2 separate regions of the Mus musculus genome follow, and region 2 is linked to region 1. A link is a loop called in an ENCODE intact Hi-C map of the cell type or tissue named here. Cell type or tissue: heart. All regions are shown on one strand. Each heading gives the region's core, and the rest is flanking DNA. Links, peaks and the distances in the headings are about the cores only.

Region 1 (10,514 bases), core at 1,605-9,604:
CTACCACCATGAGCTTGGGTACTAATCTCACGTCCTTAGAGCAACTGTTATCCCTGAGTCCATCTTGCCAATCCTCATTGATCATATCACTTAACTGGGTGTCATTAATATGTAGGAGAGTCATTATTTGGAGTTCTTTTTCTCAGTCATTGTAGTGAATTCATGGTGGCTTTATGGTTATATTTCAGTCAGTGATGTATTCTCCACACAGTTGTCTAGTCAGTAGGACAGATAAGACATCCCATTCTCTTCTGCTTGATTCAACCACACACTTAGACATCCACAGACACCTGGACTACTAATAGTCTTCACATCTATGCACTTAGGATTTAAAACACATTTTATTTTTTAATTTACTTTAAAATAGGTCAAGAGTACAGAAAATCATCACACACTAACATACTCATTGCCCAAACTTGACATGGGAGTTAACGCTAGACATGTTCCTCTTAAACCAAAAAGAAAACACAAGCTGAGCAAAATTGCAGATGAATGTCCCTTTGTCCTCATTCTGTCCTTCCCCTTCCCCAAACCGACTGTGACAAAATGGGTGCTTAATTCTCAGATTTCCACTTAATCCTGCAAATTTCCATGCATCTGTCATTTTGATATTTAAACATGAACTTCTTCTACGTTGTCTTTAAATGTCTTTCTGATATAAAAGTAATAAGTAATATTCATAAATAAATGCTCCCTATAAGAAATGCCCCAACCTGTGTAGACACTATGGGGCAGGAACTAAAGGGCTCCTTAATTATTTGCCTAATAAAGGGGGTGCCAAGGATGGTGCGTATTGCTCCGGTGCTGACTAAGTATGTGCGAGGCCCTGGGATCCAGTCACAGCATCACAAGAAAAAGAAACTTTTCACCGTCAGGCTCATGTCACATCATCTCATGTCACCTCACCTCAGTTGGTGTGCAGCATACATTCAGACATTGTGTGAGCTTCTTCACACAGAAAATAACTATGAGAAGTGTTTAGTTTGGTTTCCTGTTGCCAACAGATGGCTCCTTATATTGTTTAAGATAATTATTTAGAGGAGAGTCTGGACAGAGGTTACTAGGATTTCATTTGGGTTTCAGTGGGGAGACTCATCTCTGTGGCCTCGATCTTGACGGGTCCCTGCACCTGATCGGAAGTGCCTTGCACAGAGCGGGGAGCCCGGGCAGCTGCAAGTGTGGAGAGCATGTGGCACAATGGGAGGAAGTCTCCATGTAAACTCGTCCGAGCAAAGAAAGGTGGTTTTTCCACTCGTTTTTTTTTCCTGAGCAATTCGACTTCCTCATTACATGATCCAAGTTGTTTCAGAAATTGTGTCAACCATATGTTTTTAAATGATGGAGACAAACATGGGAAGTCTGATTAGAGTCAGCTTCCCTGAGGAAAAGAGTTGTTTCTTTCCCACTCCTTTGGCCTTCTGGGACCTGAGTGCGCAGGAGGGGGAAAGCCTGGCCTAGTGGTGCCTGGTGTGGGCTCCCTTCTCCTTCTCCAGCACACACTAGCCAGTCTGAACTGGGGGGTGAGGGGGTTTCAGGTTCCGATTGACAGAAGAATGAGTTTTATGCAGTCATCGACAGATCAGAGTCAGGGGAATAATGGCTATCATTCTGAACTCCTGGGGGACTAACTATCTATATGTGAGTGTACTGGCTGGTTTTGTGTGTCAACTTGACACGAGCTGGAGTTATCGCAGAGAAAGGAGCTTCAGTTGGGGAAATACCTCCATGAGATCCAGCTGAGAGGCATTTTCTCAATTAGTGATCAAGTGGGAGGGCCCCTTGTGGGTGGTGCCATCCCTGGACTGGTAGTCTTGGGTTCTATAAGAAAGCAGGCTGAGCAAGCCAGGGGAAGCAAGCCAGTAAGGAATATCCCTCCATGGCCTCTGCATCAGCTCCTGCTTCCTGACCTGCTTGAGTTCCAGTCCTGACTTCCTTTGGTGATGAACAGCAACATGGAAGTGTAAGCTGAATAAACCCTTTCCTCCCCAACTTGCTTCTTGGTCATGATGTTTGTGTAGTAGTGAGTGTGTGAGAGAACATACCAGAAAATTTCTTGTAAGAGTGAGCCAGCCACTTGCCAGTTTTTGTTTCCGTGAGTTTTAAGGTAGCTGACTGGGATAAATAACGAATTTATTTACTTATTTATTTGCTACTGTTAAAGGTATTTTTTTAATAAGACACCACTTTTAAAAACTAGTAAAGTGTTGGCTCTATATAAGTATATAATGCAAAACCTACCTAGATAACAATGATTTTTTTTTTTTTTTTTTTTTTTTTTTTTTTTTTTTTAATGAATGAGAGTAATCACTTAAAAGACAGACAGGAAACATCTGTTTTGAAAATGGCTTTGGATCTAGGTATCTAAAATAAGCTAAGGTCTCCATTCATACAGTTTGGACAATTACCAATGATGAGTTTTTCTAGCTGTGAATAGGAGGATCACAGTTTTACCATTCCAAGTAGACATGGAAAGGCTGACTGGTCTAAATGGGGTCAGGCAACTACCATAGCTTTTAGTCATGGCGTTGTACTTGTTGCTTAAAGGAACATTTAATGCACAATTTAAAAATGTATCTGTTTCCGGCTTTAGTGAGTCCTCATTCAAAGCATTGATGAAATAAAATTTTCTAGCTGTTGTTTTTTTTTTTTTTTTTAAATTTAGGTAAATCCTAGAAGATACAAATTCTAAAAAATGAAGCAGAGGAAAGACTTGCCATCATAGTTTATATTTGTCTTCTAGGAACTTAGTCCTTAAGGTCTGTCAGGGACAAATTAACAATGCTTCCTGATGCTAAATGAGGGCAGTCATGCACATATTCTTTGGACTTTCGTTTCTTTGGAAGGAACCTTGATCCCAATGCAACTACTATTCTTCAGGGCCTACCTAACTATTGCACCCATAAAATATTAATTTCTTTAATTTCCCTATCCAGAGAATGATTTTTGATATTGCCATTGAGTGATGATGTTATAGCTTTTGATTGCCACCAAAGAGCAAGATAGGAAGAAAAGAAAAATAGCAAGCAACCTCTATTTTCTAAGTGGTTTTTCCTACAGATACTGCTTTTGCTTTCATTTTTTTTTTTTTTTTGCCTTCATCTCTCCTGCCTCTTTGTGTGTGTGTGTGTGTGTGTGTGTGTGTGTGTGTATGAGAGTGTGTGTGTGATAGTGGTGTTAGTGGTAGGGTGTGTGCACAGGCACATCCTGAATCCTGGGCTGTTAAATTTATGTCTAAGATGTCCTGGCATTGTAAACATTTTCTGCCCTGCTAACAATTGACTTCTTTGTTTTTAGTAAACAAGATCTTTTAGATACAACCCTGTTTGATTGTAAGGTGCACTGTCCTGCTTTCTTCTTTTGAGTGTAATGTGGGCTTTGATAGGTCTCATTTAGATGTGAAAACAACTTATATGCCTGGGTGTGGCAGCCTCGGGACAGATTTGGAAATCTTCTTGACATGGGAACTTACAGAGAACACAGACATGATCCTAACAATGGATTTGGTCAGAAAGTATATTTAGTTTTTAGAGAAGGCTGTATGTGCTGTTTCTGGGTGGACAGTTTATCAACCTAAACTTCAAGGAAACAAAAAAAAAAAACTATAAAGTTTTCCAAGGACAGTTACAAGGCAGAATGTTTACTGCTGAATAAAGAAAGCACCTGAACTTTTGAACAAAATGTTTTGTTCGAAGAACCCGTACTATATTTGGACACAGGGAGTTTTCTTCCAGCTCTTCTAAGTTTAAATACTTTTATGTGCTATTAAATGAGATAATGCCATTGTTCCTAGAGTACACTAGAATTTATTGTAGGGGCGTCTGCTTACCTCAGTTCAGCTGAGGTTTATCTATAACAGCAGAAGAGAGCAGGAAGAGATAGCTATAGCTAGATTTGGAGTTTGCCAGACAAGTAGAGCCAAGGGAGATAAGCACGGTGCAAGACAAGATTTTAGCTAGCTATGAGGAATCCAAGATGGGTAATTTGATATGTACAGGTGAGGAGACATGAGGAATCCATCAACAGGGAAACGGTCAGAGTCAGCGAATAGGAACCGGTGGGTTAATTAAGTTTGGGTGACAAGGATTTGAACTTGAGCTAGAAAGATAGGTGCCTGGTAGAGCACAGAGTACCGTGTGTCTAGACTGTTATTGGGATGAAGGATAGGCCACATTTGATGGTAATGATAAGAGTGAGGAGAAGGCTGAGATATCGTACCTGCAACCACTGAGACCACAGCAAGAGAAGGAGCTGTTCATGGAATGTAAAGAAGAAAGTAATACTTAACTCAGTGAAGAGCTTCATGGCTTCGTTTGCCACTGTTCTGTAACAGTTATGATCAGTGAGACTTGCTCGCATCCTGATAATTGGTGCGGTAAGCTTGGGAGCCCTAACATAGGATTGGAGGACTCTGAAGTCTGTAGAAGCTTGTGATTGGGACTGAGACCAGCAGCGTAAGCTCCAGAGTCTAGGCCTTCTTAGGAGCAGAAGGGCATCATTTTGTAGAAGCGAGCAGAGCCATTAGGAGATACAGCATCTCTAGAGAACCAAGATTCTGTTAGAGGAAACTTACCTGATTACAAGGTAGACAGAAGGTTCCAGTGAGAGGCTGCTTAAGACTTAACTGAATTCCCTAAGGGAGGACGCTCGCAGAAGGACACAGTGGGAAGTATTCAAGAGCCAGTTGTCCCGAGGGATTCGCCATCTTCACACTGTGGAATAAAGAGTCCTGAGAGACTAGGATAAGGAAGGGTGGGGACATAGCAGGATGTCCTCGTGGCTTCTGAAGTACAAGGCTCTATCAGGGAGAATGGACTGGGAACTTTGCCAAAGCAAGCAGGCCTCCTTGGGGGATCTGCTAAAGTTCGATTTTTATCGTTAGGCCTCTGGGGTTCTCCTTGTGTCCTCTGCTGTGGTCATTCGTGGGTAGGGGCTACCCAGAGTGTGGGCAGGCTTTTACAGTGTCCTCTTCATTTTGTGGTGAAGGTGTGTGTAAAGCAGGCAGGTGCACCAATTATCAGGATGTGTGCAACTCTTACTGATTATACCAGTTACAGAGCAGAGGCAAATAAAGCCTATGAAACTCTTCATAGGGTTAATTATTCAACATTTCATCTATCTAACATTTGTTTATTGTTCCTAAAATGGCAGTGTGAGTCTCATGGTGTTGCCTGCCAGATACTTGGATCTTCAGTAGAAATTTCTCATAGTTTTGTACTCAAGAAGTGCTCACTTTTCATGTATTGACTTTTAAGTCCATATAAGAAATGACCTGTGTTTTCAAAAATATATTGCTCTTTTATCTGAGACGTACTTTAGTATCATAATTTCGGTGCTTCTCTTAATTGGTAATTGGTAGATCAAAATCAGATTCCAATTCATGTTATCAAACAGGCCATTCTTTCCTCCCTCTGGATGTCCTGGCCACTTCTCCGGAAAGGTGACTTGAAATCTGACAGTGTCACAGTCCTAGCCACTGAGAAATTAAAATGTTCTCCCCCTTTCTTTTAGTGAAGAAAGCTACAATGTCAATGATTACTCCTTAAGGGACCAGCTGTTGGTGGAATCCTGTGACAATGAAGAGCTTAATTCCTCTCCAGGGAAGAACCCTTCCACGATGCTTTACTCAAGACAGAGCTCTGCCACTCACCTCTTTACCCTGACAGTCCTCAGCAACCATGCCAGTGAGAAGGTGGACATGCTACTAGGCGCTGAGACCCAGTAAGTACACGGGCGGGAGAAGGTTCGGAGTACCTGACCTCCCTTTGCCTCGCCCACCTGCTCTTGCTCTCCACACACAGTGGCTCCTATTTAGTTTTGTTGTTGTGTACCTACTGTGTACTAAGCATAGCATTCAGGTGCTTTTAGCAGATGTGATCTCCTAGGGAATGGTCATACTTTGCGGACCTGAAAATCTTGATAGATGGATGGATTTTAATTGAACAGTTTCATTGACAAATGCATTTTATTTAAACACTGACATTTTCCATAAACAAAAACACTAGGATGAAGCCTTTATTTATTCATTCATTCAAGTTCATTTGGAACGTTCTGTAGCTTTACAGCAATCTCTCATTGGGTTTTTGGAGCTCTTTCGAAGCTGCTTCTACTGCCAAAAGCTAGGATGTGGCCACTTAACATTTCACATGAACACATTGCAGTTGCTACAGTTTGCAGTCTTGAAAAATGGCTCATCCATTTAGGCAAAATGATTTAATAGTAGTTAGAGTCCAAGCAAAGTTTGCTATGTCCAGTTGAATTTGAAGTAATTTCTGGATCACCTGCCCTTAGTCAGACAGAGCAGGGGGACTCCCAGGAACACACTCAGCTTAGGAAAGCACATCTCCATACTTCTTCCCAAAGGCAGGCCAGGGATTGTGCTTGTGCCTGTCCATTCACCAACACTACATGTGCTCACCCTGAAGGAGGGGATTGGGGCTTGGTTTGCAAGTCCACTTTGATGATTTTGTTCATTTTGACATTGCTGACCAAATTCTTTGGAAACAAGAAGTCTCTTGGATATCGCCGTGGGCCAGGAGCTGTGGTGGGTTAGGAAATACAGCCATGGAGGAGGAAAAGGAGTTCCCTATGGCTGCGTCCTCTCAGGTTCCTGCATGTTCCCTGCCCTTGTCTGCCAGCATTCTCAGGGAGAGTGATTAAAACGGATCAGCAGATAGTAGTGAATAACAGCCCCAACTATAGTGAAGTCTTTATGTAAATGTATACTCTTACAGAAGAGATCTTTTTTTATGGGCTCACAGTTCTTTCCCCTGAGCAGTAGAAAAGGCCTCTAGAGTTCCCAGCATTGCCCCCTGTGTCTGCTGCTTTGAAGAGGAAGGTGTCCTGTGTCTGTGTGTCTAGAAACCAGCATGGGACACAACCAGGGCCAGGCTTGGCAAAAGGAAAGCATCTGCTCAACTCTAGAAGTCCTCTGGTATCAGAGGCAGAACTAGACTTTTTTTTCTTTGTGTGTACGGCAACCTCTTTTAAGAATGGAATTAATATGCTACATTTTTTGCAACTTTAAGAAAAGCTTAAAGTCTTTGGGGATTAGTACTTGTCTAGACATTCCAGAAAATTCATTGAAGTTGGAAACTCCCTCTTTGCAGTTAGAAAAGGAGAGGGTGCTGCTGTTTTTGCTTGTGATTTCCTTCTCTGTCCCCAGTTTGTCCTTCATTCTGGCCTCACTGATGTCTTGACAGAGCTTTTCCTGACTGCCTCAAACATCATTTATGAAATCTCCATTACTTGTTTCTTAGACATTCTAAGTCAGTGTCCTGTTCTTTTATGTAAAGGCTCGATGCTTTCCCGGGACTGTAGAGTCTGTTCTACCCTCTTGCCTTTGATTTGCCTTAAACTGAGTGGTTGTACATTTTCTACACCAGACATCTCCTCAGAGTCTTTAGTTATGTCACCCACAAACCCATGAGTATGACTCATATTTGTAGTCCTTTCATTAATAGCAAGAGAACATTCCAGAAGAGATGGGGGTGAGGCAGAAGTCTCTGGGAACAGAAAGAGGGACTGTCATTCTTCTCTTCCCTCCTCTGCACTCAATTACAGCTGAAAAGCTAATAAATAGACTGGGCTGGAGAGGTCACTCAGTGGTTAGAGCGCTTGCTCTAACAACAGTGGCGAGGACCTGGGTTCACTTTCCAGCACCTACACTGTGGTTTAAAACTGTCTGTAAATCTGATTTCAGGGCATCTAGAGTGCCCTCTTCTGGTCTCCAGGGATACCAGGCATTTTTGCAGTACATTCATACACATGGACAAAGCATTTATACATTATATTATATATAATATAATATATATGATATATAATAATATATGTTATATATAATAATGTTATAATTATATTATAATATTATATTATATATAATATATATTATTATATATAATATAATATATATTATATTATATATTAAACATAAACATAATTCTTAAATAAATGGACAGATGCTGACAAGATACAAAACAGCACCGGTAGAGAGAAAAAAGGACACCAAAATGCCCTCTCCTTAAAACAGACACGCTCAATGTCACAGACAACTGGTCATTTAAGTGTCTAGCAAATGATAACATGCTCTACATCTGTAGCTTAGTTCTGAGATCCTGCTTTTCTGTTTCTGTTTTGTTTTAAACTTAAGCCAGGAAGCATAAAAGCTGAACAAACTAATAACACATTATGATCTCTCTTTAAATCAACTTAAGCTATGTTTACCCCACAACCAGTTATCATTTCTCTATGGTATAAGCTATCTGGTTTTGAACAATCAGTCCTAGTCAGTGTAAGGTGTGTTCTTTGCATCTAAGATTTGTGAAATATACAGTTGATATTTTTTTTTTGTTTTTGTTTTTAACGTGTGCTTTTGGATACAGTTCTGTGCATGTATGTACACATGTATATTATACATGCCTGTGCAACACACAAAAGCCAGAAGAGAGCTTCCTGTCCTTTTCAATCACTTCCTTTGTGTCCTTCTGACTCCGGTTCTTCTTCTTGAACTGGGGCTTATGTCTTAGGCCTCTGCCTCTGCACACTACTGCAGCTGGAATAATCGTATTTCTCAGAATATCTAACTTGTTACAAGGGCACCATGATCCAGCTATGTTTGCAGAGCAGTCACTCTGACCACTGAGTTATCTCTCTGAGCCCCCACATTTATGGTCTGCTTCTCTTCTCTCTTCTCTCTTCTCTCTTCTCTCTTCTCTCCCCTTCCCCCCCCCCTCCTCTCTTCTCTTCCTTGCTTGTTTTGAGATAGTTTTTCTCTGTTCACTCCTGACTATCCTGGAACTCACTCTGTTGGACTTGAACTCAGAAATTTGCCTTCCTTGCCTCCTTCTGGGATTAAAGGCATGTGCCACCACTCCTGGCAGTTTTCTCCTTTTTATGTGTTATTTGATTAATATGCTCCATTAACAGTTAAGTTAGGAAAATGATGTTTGCTCTATGTTCCTGGGTTTGAGTGCACAGCAGTATGTTTCATCTATCCTTAATTTTCCTTCTTACTGTCTCCTTCCTGAGTTTATCTTTTGAACCACATGGACAGAATTCTAAACATTCTTTCTCACCCTGCACTGTTGACTGCTAATCTCTAGTCTTGGATTCGTTCATGTCTTTCCCCCTCTTTGTATTTAGCAGATTCCCAAAACATAGTTTTAGGCTGATACAAAAAGAGAATAATTAGTTTTTCTATATCCAAGGCAAGGTAGAGTAGTAACCATATTTAGGGAAATGTTGTTCTTTGTTAGTCTCTGTCACCCTTTTAAAATGTGTACTTTTAAATTAGTAAACTTAGTTTGACAGCCCATATGTGTACATACTGCATTCTGAGTATTCTCACCCTCTCAGGCCCCTTTCTCTCTCTTTATCTCTTCACCCTCTCCTCCCTACACATGGCTTTCCCACATTCATGTGGTTTTGTTTGATTTTCTAACTGTATTTAATTAGGGCTGCATGAGTGACTATGGGCATGGAATATCCAATGGATCCTGTCAGATTGACCAGTAGCTCTCACCCAGAACCCAGCAGTGGCCAATAGCTCAGTGGAGATGGGCAGTGCCTCTCTAGTTATCCCCCTTTCTGGCCATGACTATTGACAGATTTAGCCTTGTGCCAGCCCAGTGAAGGCAACTCAGCTGCTGGGGTCATGATTGCAATGGCCACATGATGCCTAGGAGTTGCATTCTACAGCTCTTCTACCTCTCCATCATCTGTCCCGTCTTTCCATCACTTTCTCCTTCAGTATATTCTGAGCCATAAAGTGGTGGTATAGGGCTCTCCACTCAACTGTCCCTTAATATAGCAGCCAACCATCTCTGAATTCATGTACATGTACTGTGAAGAGAAGCTTCTCTAGTTAAGGCTGAAAGCAGCATTTGTCTATGGGTATAAACATGTTTAGACAACAGTTTGACAATTGTGTCAGTTTAACTAAACAGCAGTAGTAGGTTGCCTCTTAAGGCCTCTTATGGCCTATGTTTTCCCTAGTTATAGGGTTTTGATTAGGCTCATACTATAAGTCATGAATTTTCTCTTGCGGAACAAGTCCTGAATCCAATCAAAGAACAATGGTTGCCCCTGTAATGGTTTTGCCATTATTTCAGTAGTGAGTACATCTTGCCTGGTTGTTGGTTCATAAGGTTCACAGTTGGTGCCATTCTCTCCTAGTAGCCTGTAGAGCACTCTTTAGCATTATGAAAGCTAGTCAGCAGGGAAGATGCTTTCTGCTTTGTTCTGCCTTTGTTTCCCTGTATTTTGCAGTCATGATACATTGTCCATTTGTGCCTTGATGCTGGCAGATATGCCGCTCAGGGAAGGCAGAATGCAGTCTAAGACAGAGGTCTCAGTCTGTTCTTCTGGGCAAGAGATCTGGGACAGATCCTATGCTTCTTAAACTCCTGTGTACCCAGATGCTGCTGTGAACTTTGAGAAGTTGGGAACAGGTCCGCTACCCACGCTGAGCCCAGGTTGAAGGAATTTGACTAATTTCCCAATGAGTGCCAAGGTATGGA
Region 2 (10,514 bases), core at 1,644-9,643, 72 kb before region 1:
AAAAACAAAGTGGTTACCTCCAGAGGAACAATAACTAAGTTTGCCCTCTGGCTCTACACATACTCTCAAAAACATGCACCCACAAATAACACACACACACACACACACACACACATGAAGCTTCAGAGGTCAGTGTGCTGCAGTGGCTGAGAGGTCACCATGTGGAATGTGCAGGCAGGGAAGCTTAATTTGAAAGGCAAGCTTTTCTATGTCTTACATTTAACTTGTAAACTAGGGATAATAATATTTACCTTGAAGGGTTGTAGGTTTAAGATGCCTGAATAAAACTGTGCCTGGTGCATAATAAGCATTTGACATGTTGGGGGAGAACTGAGAACTCTTGAGTCAGGAGTTGGCTAGACATAGCTGGTGAGAGCAGGTGAGAGAGCTGGCTGCAAGGGAGGAATGCGCACTCATCTCCAACATCACACGGATCACTGCAGTTAATTCTTGCTCATTTAATTGCCTATCCATTTGCATTTTCAGCCTCAGATCTATCAGTATTGGAATAACCAACATTCATTTGGGAATCTTGGCCCTGTGTATGACTGTAAAAGCCTCAATCCCTGACCTGTGTTATCTGACTTTCTGTCATTTGAATGGATCTGATACTTGCCTGCTTGACAATGCATGGTTGCTGCTGAGGTCCAACAACTTCCGGGAGGATGACGGAACTGAGTTTAACAACAGATCGGAGAGGGGATTGGTCTTTTAAACAAAGGAATCAGGAGGTCACAGGGACATCACTTAGTATATTTTAAAGTGCAAATGTGTAAGGTCTGTGGCTTACTGACTCTTTCTTTCCCTTCTTTCCTCCATGCTTGTCTTGGTTTTTTTCCTTTCCTCCAAATAGCATCTTCTCTGCTTACTCAGGGCAGTGTACTGCCTCCATCGTGACCTTATATGTCTGGTCTTAAGTATGCACATCTCTGATACTTTGAAAGAAAGATGTCCTCTGTGTCTTGTAGCTTATATAGTAGAATGTCGCAGTCAATGAACTGAAGAGAACCTCTGGAGTCTCTAAATTGACGGCACCATTTCTGGACCCCATCAGCTGTGTCATTGTCACAGATGCCATGTTCTCTTTGCATGCAAAGAGCTCTGGCTCATTTATACTTGAGGGGTGACATCGTTGTGGAAGACTGGAAGGGTTCAGGAATGACTGTGTCCTATATAATTTGTGCTTTGCAGCCCCATTCTACCTAGGCTGTTGGAAAGGGCACTTGAGAGAGGAGAATGGCTACTGGAGACGAGTAACCAGCTTATTTTCTGCAGTTGAGTAGAGTCTGGCAAGTTTAATGGACTTACCTCAAACAAATATCTTGTGTAAAGTGCTTTGTGAAATGACAGGGACTTGGGGTTATAAATATGTAGTATAGTCTTAAACTGACTATACAGTTCTGAATCTTCCTGATTAGTCAATTTACATGAGTCTCCCTATTCTGTTTTCCCTGAGTGGCAGAGAAATAGAAGGAACACAGACATCCATCTTATCCAAAAAAGAGCCTTATATCACAGAGGGGCAAGAACATGGCTTTGTTTCATGACCACAGAAAAATTTGGTCTAATGAGCCAAGTGCTGATGCTCTTGATCTCGGCTCTGCACAGAGAGAGCCATGGACAGGTTCAGTGTTAAGGGGCTTTCTTAGAGAACTTGGCTGATAATCCTGTCACGGGGCAAAAAAATACCGAATACCATCTCTGGATTGCCTGTCAGCTCTCTGTAATGTGAAGATGCTTAGTGTAATTGTACTGACTGCAGATGTGAAATCAATGGGGGAAGCTTATCTGTTCTTCCCTATGGCATTCGGTTTTGAAGCTTAGACTTTGCATAGTGCCAATGTTCAGATTACTATTAGAAAATACTACAAGCTAGGTGGATTATAAAAACAGAAGTTTATTCCTTATAGTTCAGGAAGGCTGAGACGTTCACTTCAAGGCAGAGTTGGTATTTGGTGAAGGACTGCTTTCTGATTCAGAGTTCCTTCTTGCTGCATATGTATATAGTGCTAGGGGCAAGGAGTCTCCCTTTGGTTTCTTTTCTTTTTTTTTTTTTTTTTGGTTTTTCGAGACAGGGTTTCTCTGTATAGCCCTGGCTGTCCTGGAGCTCACTTTGTAGACCAGGCTGGCCTCGAACTCAGAAATCCGCCTGCCTCTGCCTCCCGAGTGCTGGGATTAAAGGCGTGCGCCACCACGCCCGGCTTGGTTTCTTTTCAAAGACAATAAACCAAGACCTGAGGGCTCTACCTACATTACCTTACCACCGCCTAGGAGACTTGTGAACTGACACCATCAGCTTGGAAGATAGGGCTTCAGTATGTGAATTTGAGAGAGACCTAGATTACAGACATCAAAAAGGAACCGGGCACAAATTAACATCTGAATTCTCGCTTTGACTTATTTACCCTTCTAGAGATTTGGTAAACTCTGAGGCGAGAACTAGGCAATTTCACATCCAAGGAAGTGCTCTCTCTTAAATTTAGCAAATTGTGAATTTATCATTCAGATATATAAAATATAAAGGTCACAAAGATCAAAGGGAAAGAAATTAAGTGCTGATTACAACAGGGAATATATAACCGACAACTGAAATTATACTTGTAGCATAGTGAGTTTTCTGCATTCCCTGTCTCAAGCCACAGACATACTTTCCAGTCTTCAACGGGTCAGAAGTGCAGTCTTTCACATTCCCATGCTTTATTTGAATTAATTTTTATTCACTTAAAATGGTAAAGATACTGATGTGTTTGACTGTGTAGCGTCTACTTGGCCAGATCTGAATAGTTTTGTTAACTGGTTAGATTGTGCAAAGTCAAGAACCTCACAGAGATTCTTCAAGAACTGAATTCAGCTCTTAAAGTTTCATGAATATACTTTCAAAATTCTACTTACTCTTGATAAGTAAGCTTAATTAAGCAAGAAGGTTCACATGCCGTCCTTCTGGCCATCTGCCTGTTTCCATTTGTACCCAGCTGGGCCTTTGGTATGAAGTGTATATTTAAGAAATGACAAAGGAAGCTTCCATTCTTGCATCTTGCCAGGAGGCTTTAAACTGGACTGGGAAGCTATTTGTTCAGCATCTAGTGAGTGTGAAAGTTCAGCTTAGGGAAAGAAGGTATAAGAAGCCGCTCACAGGGCTAAACCCCATTCTCCAAGCTTAGTACCAGCAATAAAGCTGATATAGTGGATACTGTGATTTTCATGCTAAAACTAAGATCACAAAATTAGAAATAAAAAGAAAGCTGAACAGTTTTAGTTTCTTTGATTGTAGATGGAAAATTAGAGCTCGTATGTGTCAGTAGCTAGTATGTTATTTTCTTTTCCATACATGGAAACAAGGGATGTGCTTAAAGATATGGATTAAACATGACTATTCTTTAGATTCTTTTAGTAAGAGCTTGCAAACTTCAGAAAGCCTGTGACATTTAAATCTGCATAGAATTGTTATGATTTAAAAAAGCCATCCAGAGACTACCCTACCAGGCATTCATCTCATAGTCAGCTACCAAACCCAGACACTATTGCATATGCCAGCAAGATTTTGCTGAAGGGACCCTGACATAGCTGTCTAGTGTGAGGCTATGCCAGTGCTTGGCAAATACAGAAGTGGATGCTCACAGTCATCTATAGGATGGAACACAGAGCCCCCAATGTAGGAGCTAGAGAAAGTACCCAAGGAACTGAAGGGGTCTGCAACCCTATAGGTGGAACAACAGTATGAATTAACCAGTACCCCCAGAGCTCATGTCTCTAGCTGCATATGTATCAGAAGATGGCCTAGTTGGCCATCAATGGGAAGAGAGGCCCCTTGGTCTTGCAAACTTTATATGCCCCAGTACAGGGGAACACCAGGGCCAAGAAGTAGGAATTGGGGGTAGAGGGGTGGGGTGGGGACGGTATGGGGGACTTTTGGTATAGCATTGGAAATGTAAATGAAAAAAAAACCTAATAAAATTAAATTAAATTTAAAAAAAAAGCCTTGCAATGTCTCATTTTAGCTTAAGTATCCTGACAAGATTACTATTGAATTTTGAATATCTATTTGAAAAGGACTTTCTCAAATCATTTCGTATACATTCTTCTTTCTCTTCCTTCAGCTTGCTTTGCACTATGCCTTTCTCCCTTTCTTCTGTCCTCCTGAACGATGCTCCTGTACTCTCTGGCTCTCTCTGGCTTCCACGACTCAGTCTAAGTGGCATTGTGGATCACTCTGTCCTTGCTCATCTCTGCACACTTCTCCGAAGCCATCTGATCTGCTAATGACCTTGTGCCTCCAGACAGCTGCCATGCCCCCCCCCCCCCCCGGGTGCTACTTAATGTGGACATGCCCTAGGTAGACAAAATGATTCTTCTGGCATCTTGTCCACGGTGTTAGTAGCCGATATAGGAGGATAGGCAGAGGGAGGACAGGTCCTGTGACCCTGTCTGCCAGCCACAAGGGACTGCTTGATCATAACTCACTAGAGTGAACTTTGAGCCTCCTTGAATCTGCTCCAATTCAGTTTCCTTAATCATAATTCAAGAGCACTTCCTGGAGGTTTTTTCCCCCCTAATACATGTGTCTAGGGACACCACTGCCATTTTATACATGGTTAGGCGAAAGGAATATTTTGTCATTCATTGCATCAGTATTACAGAAAAGTGATGCTTCTTTGCATTGATAGTCCAACTTCTTCCCCCTCCCTAGGGTGACTGCTTTAGGGGGTCTTTGCTCCCCTTGATTGCATGAAGAAGTGCTCTTCCACCCTCAGACATAACCAGCTGCCATCTCTGTGGGTTTCTAGGCAGAGCATTTCATTTTCCTCAACAGAAACATTTCAGATGTAAACTCCAGTTAGATGGAGAAGCCAGCAGTGTGGCAAGGCCTGCTGGTGACCTCACCTGCAGGGATTGTGGCGCCGTGCCTGCCTGCACATCCATCCACCAGGGCTTTGTCAGGCAGGAAATCCTGTCAAGTTCCTGCCCAGGCTTACCAAATGGAGCTCTGAAGGATTCCATTCTCTGGCCAGTCTCCCGCCTTATTAAAACATGTACGGGAGCCTTTTTCACCCATGAGTTCTTGCTGACAGCTTGACCTCGGGTCAGGATGGTGGATAAAGATAAGAAAGAACGTTCCATGATAGGCATGTTCCACAAAACACATGGAAACTTTGGTACCGACCTGGCATGAGAAGGAGTCTTAGTGATGATAGCCTAGCCCTAGAAATGGGGTGCCTGTCACAGAGAGCAGGGGGTCACTATAAATCATTAAAAGTAAAGCTTTGCAGTTGGGCAGGCATAGACTGGATCCTGGCCTCTGTCCTTGTAGCTGTGTCCTTTTGGATCCCAAGTCTCAGTTGACACCATCTGTGAACACTATTAAGTTTCCAGAATTTTTATGAGAATCCAATGGGAAAATATATGAAGTGCTGAACACAATTCCTTGCATGAAATAAGTGAGAAATGATTATTGATTTTACTATTGATTTGGGACTCACTCTACTCTAATGGTCTCTAAATCATTATCAAAGCAAGTGAAAGGAAATGGTGTGACTGTCTGCAGTTTCTACAACAGTACTGTGGAGAGAGAACTCGCTCTCCTGGCCTTCACGATAGGGTACGTGCCACTCCCCTAGGACCTTGGGATAGGGTATGTGCCCTTCACGATAGGGTATGTGCCACTCCCCTAGGACCTCGGGAAGATCTTGCAATGATGGCCGGGGATACTTCTAAGGTTCCATCTTCTAGACCCCCAACTTCTGACTAGTCTTCTAAAAGGAGACAAGGCTTCTTTCCCATCTGCCCTTTCACATCTGCTTCTTGCCCGTTTGGTACATAAAGACATTTCTCTTACCCATCTCAAATCTTTCCATGGCATCTTGTCCTGAGTTGAAAAACTAGGACCCTAAGAAGGCCCGGATGACAAAATGACAAGAGTGAGTTTGAAATATTGGTTTTAATGGGCAAAATAACAAGAATGGAATCTTCTTGACTAAAGACGTCATGAATCTGATTCTTAGTGGGAGCTGTCTTTATTAAAAAAAAAATACTTTTTAATCTTAGTAATTGTCAGGCATAGTGGCCCAGACCTTTAATCCCAGCGCTTGGGAGGCAGAGGCAGGTGGATCTCTATGAATTTGACCCTTTTATAGTAAGTACCAGGACAATCAGAACTACATAGTGAGAGCCTACAAACAAACAAACAAACAAAAAAATCAACCAACCAACCAACCAAAAAAACAAACAAAAAACCCTAAAACAACCAAACAACCTCACAAAATGTTAGTAATTGTGCTGCCTTAATCCTAGGTTGCTAATGGCATCTGTGGTGATTATCTGTTTCAGGACGATTTTTTTTTTTTATACTTGGAGCTCAGTGATTATAGGGAATTTTAGAAAAGTAAACTTGAAAAATGTCTCTGGTTTCAAAGTACTCTAATGGTGATGAATAGGATAGCCGAACACAAATTTTTATATTACACTATGAAATTTTTGTGGGGAATTGTCATAAAAATATGATTTCAAGAAGAGAAGAGAACAATATGAACTGTCCAACTGCTAAGGAAATTGGTTTGTTTTACACGGATGATAATGGATATCAAATAATTACAATTTTATGTTACTTTGGGTGAATTTTAAAAACCTGAGGTTGTAATAGTTATCAGACATGTTCTTTTAGGTTTTTAAGTTTATGATGAGAAAGGTTAGGTATCAGTTTAATAAAGAGGCATGAGAAACAGTTCTTAAGGTTTTAGGGTCCTGTTTCATTGCTATAGATATCTCACCTGAAAGGAACAGCTCTGTAATCCTCAGGGTGTGGCTGTCTTCATGACAGCCTTCTGCTATGTGAACCTTTGGCTGGAAGACAAGGAAGTGTTAAGTGTGCCAGAAGAAAAGCAGGGCCCTGCTTCTTGGAGTTGTTGGCCACCTTCGTTCTTGGATTTAGAAACTGGATATTGATGGGAGTTCTATCAGTCAGATAGGTGTGTAGTGGAGATGAGCATTTCAGCCACTCCACAATGACACCACAGCTTTATGGCAAGTACGTGGATGGTACTTTCGTGTCTCAGAGACACTGCGGCTTCCAAACGCACAATCAGATTGATGTCCTTGCTTGCCAGTTAAGTCTGCTGAGACCACAGTTGCCTGACAAGATGGTGGGAAGAGCTCTCTGAAGAACCCTGACAGCCTTGTGGTTAATTGATAAGATGACTTCTTTGTGTAAACTTGGACAGTTAGCTCTCAGAGCCGTCAATCCTTTTATTTGATTTCTGATTTCTCCTTTATGACTTGGATGTAATTTGATATTATGGAACTAGCCAGAACTAAAGACTAAAACAAAAATTTGAACAGGTGCCACTGTGTTCTTTTCTTTTTTTCTTTTCTTTCTTTTTTTTTTTTTTGCATTGAACTATGCTAATTCTACATCTTGCATGGTTTCCTTTAATTCATTTTTAAAAAGCATGCTTTATGTAGAAAGCAAGCAGTTAAGTTCAGTGAGGTAAACTCTGCTTTGTCTTTTCTTCTAGGTGAAAAGAAATGGGCTGTCTCAGACAGTGAGCCAGGAGGAAAGGAAGAGACAAGAGGTATGTCAGTAGGACTGTAGGACTGTAGGACTGCAAACACACACACACACACACACACACACACACACACACACACACACACACACATATATTTCGGTCTTCTCCTACTATATGTCCAAGGTTTGAAAATATACTGTTCTCTTTCCATGAACATAGCAAGTTTTATCTTTGAATGAAGCTTCACATGTCTTAGACCCCCTTGAACAGAAAAAAATTATAAATGTCTCTACAGCATTTACATTGAAAGGACAAAGGGCATCGAAGAAATATGTTGAAATACAGACTTTAGATCCTGGGGCTGAAAAAGCCAAAATAAGAATCCAGTGCTTGTTTTAGTCTCTACACAACACACCCTGATCATGCTGTCAACACTGCTTGGAGAAAACTTGGAAAAGGATATGGGTTTATGGAATATCTTTGCAAACTTTCTGTAAATTAAGAAGTATTCCCCAAATGAAGTTCACTTAAAAAGATAAAAAAAAAAAAAAAAAAAGGCAGGGCAATAGGACTTTATAACTTGGAAATTAAATCAGTACAGCTTAATATTTTTGCTTTTCTTGCTTTGCTTGTTTTTGAGACACGGTCTTACTGTGGAGCCCTGTCTTTCCTAAAACTCGCTATGTAGACCAGGCTAGCATCAAACTCACAGACATCCATCCTCTGTTTTTGCCTCCGCAGTGCTAAGATCACACAAATGCACTGCCACTGCCTGGCTTTGCTTGTTCTTCTAATAGTCTGAACATGTCACGTTACCTCACGATATGCATCTTAGTATGTGTCCATGCACATGCTTTGACATACGAGTAAATTAATTTGGCACAGACACACCAGTCTCCTTGTCTTATTCAAGTGGCATGGAACAAAGGAGCAATATGGGTGCATAATAACAACATTCTTAAGTTGAAAAAGGTTGAAGAATATAGCATAGCATTTGAGGGGACCCAGAGGTGAAATTAACAGATGCAGAACATCTCATTTTTCCCCACAGTTTTCAAAGATAATAAAACATGATAGAAAGCTTGGGTTTTTCCTTAACTCAATTTCTTTATTCCACAGAGAGAAGTTGAATTGCATGTTGCTGTGTGTTCTTCAATCTCCATTTTAAAATCATGAGTTCCATATGCATATATATACACTAAACGTTGTACTACTTATTTTTCACACTCAGTATATTTGGGGGTTTTTCTGTGAAGATCATTTTTGGGTTTTTTTTTTGGTATTGTTTTTGTTTTTTGTTTGACACAGATTTTCTCTGTGTAGCTCTGGCTGTCCTAGAATTCACTTTGTAGATTAGGTGGCCCTGAACTAACAGAAATCCATTGCCTTTGCTTCCCAAGTGCTGAGATTAAAGGCACGCCCAACCACCCCCTTGCCTATGGAGGTCATTCTTTAAGTCTCTGTATGGCGTCCATCTCTTCGGATTACTTAGATTCACTAAGCAATTGCAGAGAGGAGGACTTTTTTTTTTTTAATATTGGGGAATAAATGATACTTCTCTTTCCTTATATATTCAAGAATTTCTCCAAAGTTTGAAGTCTAATGAAAATAAAAAAATCCAACTTTTAAATCTTATGCGTTTGAATTTTGTCTGTTTCTGTTGAATTCTAAGTGTCTGATGGGATGCTTCAGTCTCACACTCGTACCTCCTGTCTCTTCGTCAGGCTAACCCTTGCTTGCTCTGCCGTAGTCAGTGCCTCTTCAGTTACACAGTCAACCATTGTCACCATAAACTCTCCCACAGAGGAGTGAGCACTTGCCTTTGCGTGTGATCTCTGCTGTGGCGTTCAATACATCTTTTGTCTGTCTTTGTATTTTGGGTGTGAGTGTTGAAAATATTTGAAGTCATTCCAAAGCCCCAAATACATTAAGCATCTATTACCATTAGTTTTGTTCAGGAATGGAGAATTTTCTTTAGTTTCTTTTTCTTTTTCTGTGTATTTATTTATTTATTTACTTTTTATTTCTTAGGGACAGTTTTGTTGATTGTATAATCTTATACAAGGTCCAAGCTAACTCTTAGTGCTCCTACTCTTTAAAATGAAAAATTTTAAATCGTTTTTAAAAAATAATTTTCTAAAAAAAGAAAAAGAAAAAAATTTTAAAAATGCAAATTTTAAAATAAAACTTTTAAGTAGTTATGTCCATTATTCCCTTAGCTGAGGTTAGACCAGCATTTTAAGGTCAAGGCCTCCAAAACCTTACAGATATTAAAAAGGGCAGCAAATGTTGACATTAGCTCTGCTAACTTGATGTAGGAGATACATTCCGTTGTGCAGCAGCTGGGAATCCACCTGCCTGTGTCTGTCCTCCTCCCACCTAGCTGCTTTCCTCTGTGCTCTTGGGGCAGGGGCTTGAAGGAAACAAGACCTAGAGGTCAAGGTACCCGGCTTGGAAGAATGTTTACACATAACACTCCACCCCACATACGGAGAAATTCCTCAAGCATTCCCCTTAGTAAAGAATCTAAGTCTGACTTTGTTGAAGTGGTAGATGAATTCTTTATACAGGGCGTTGGTGTCTCTAGATGTAGCCTGGCATTTCATCATCCATAGTTATCAGAAACCTGTGTCTGTCACCAAGAGTCTCTGCCGAGGGTGCCTTGCTCCCCCTCGAGACACTGGGGAGGGTAGAAGGGTGGTTTGTTGAACAGATGAAATTGCTTTCAGTTGTATGAGTTATATAAAGGAATTCCTGTGGCTGCTGAGAACCTTCTCGGGGTAGGTGCAGGCATGCCACACAGTATTTGCTGCTGTCGACTGCAAATTAGTCATATTAAGACACACAGAGAGATGGAGCAGGAGAGGGGAGCGAGGGGACAGTTGTGAGTAGATGATCGTAAATTCTCATTCTCCCTGAAGCAGTGCACTTTAAAGGCAGGGCTGGAGGAGATGACCCCAAAGGTTAATTAGTGTCACAGTGAGATTTTATGACATGCCCTATTTCCTTCCA

Evidence for each region. Peaks named below come from ENCODE experiments on the same cell type or tissue, not always from the same donor. Only the 100,000 strongest peaks of a DNase experiment are listed, where the experiment ranks them.
Region 2: it touches region 1 in a loop (4-fold over the local background); 3 of 42 quality-filtered maps call a loop at or near these places.

What each region holds. Positions count from the first base shown.
Region 1 is chr3:62,442,585-62,453,098 of GRCm38, forward strand. Arhgef26 (Rho guanine nucleotide exchange factor (GEF) 26) reads left to right here. Exons shown (of 14, transcript NM_001081295.1): 11 at 5,509-5,718. Among named protein-coding and RNA genes, the nearest start is that of Dhx36, 59 kb to the right of the region's middle. In heart, for the core only: a CTCF peak has its summit at 7,702 (motif pointing left); a DNase peak (open chromatin) is centred at 4,767.
Region 2 is chr3:62,370,080-62,380,593 of GRCm38, forward strand. Arhgef26 (Rho guanine nucleotide exchange factor (GEF) 26) reads left to right here. Exons shown (of 14, transcript NM_001081295.1): 4 at 7,509-7,565. Among named protein-coding and RNA genes, the nearest start is that of Gm33923, 27 kb to the left of the region's middle. In heart, for the core only: no CTCF peak of the experiment used is centred there; DNase peaks (open chromatin) are centred at 4,422 and 4,932.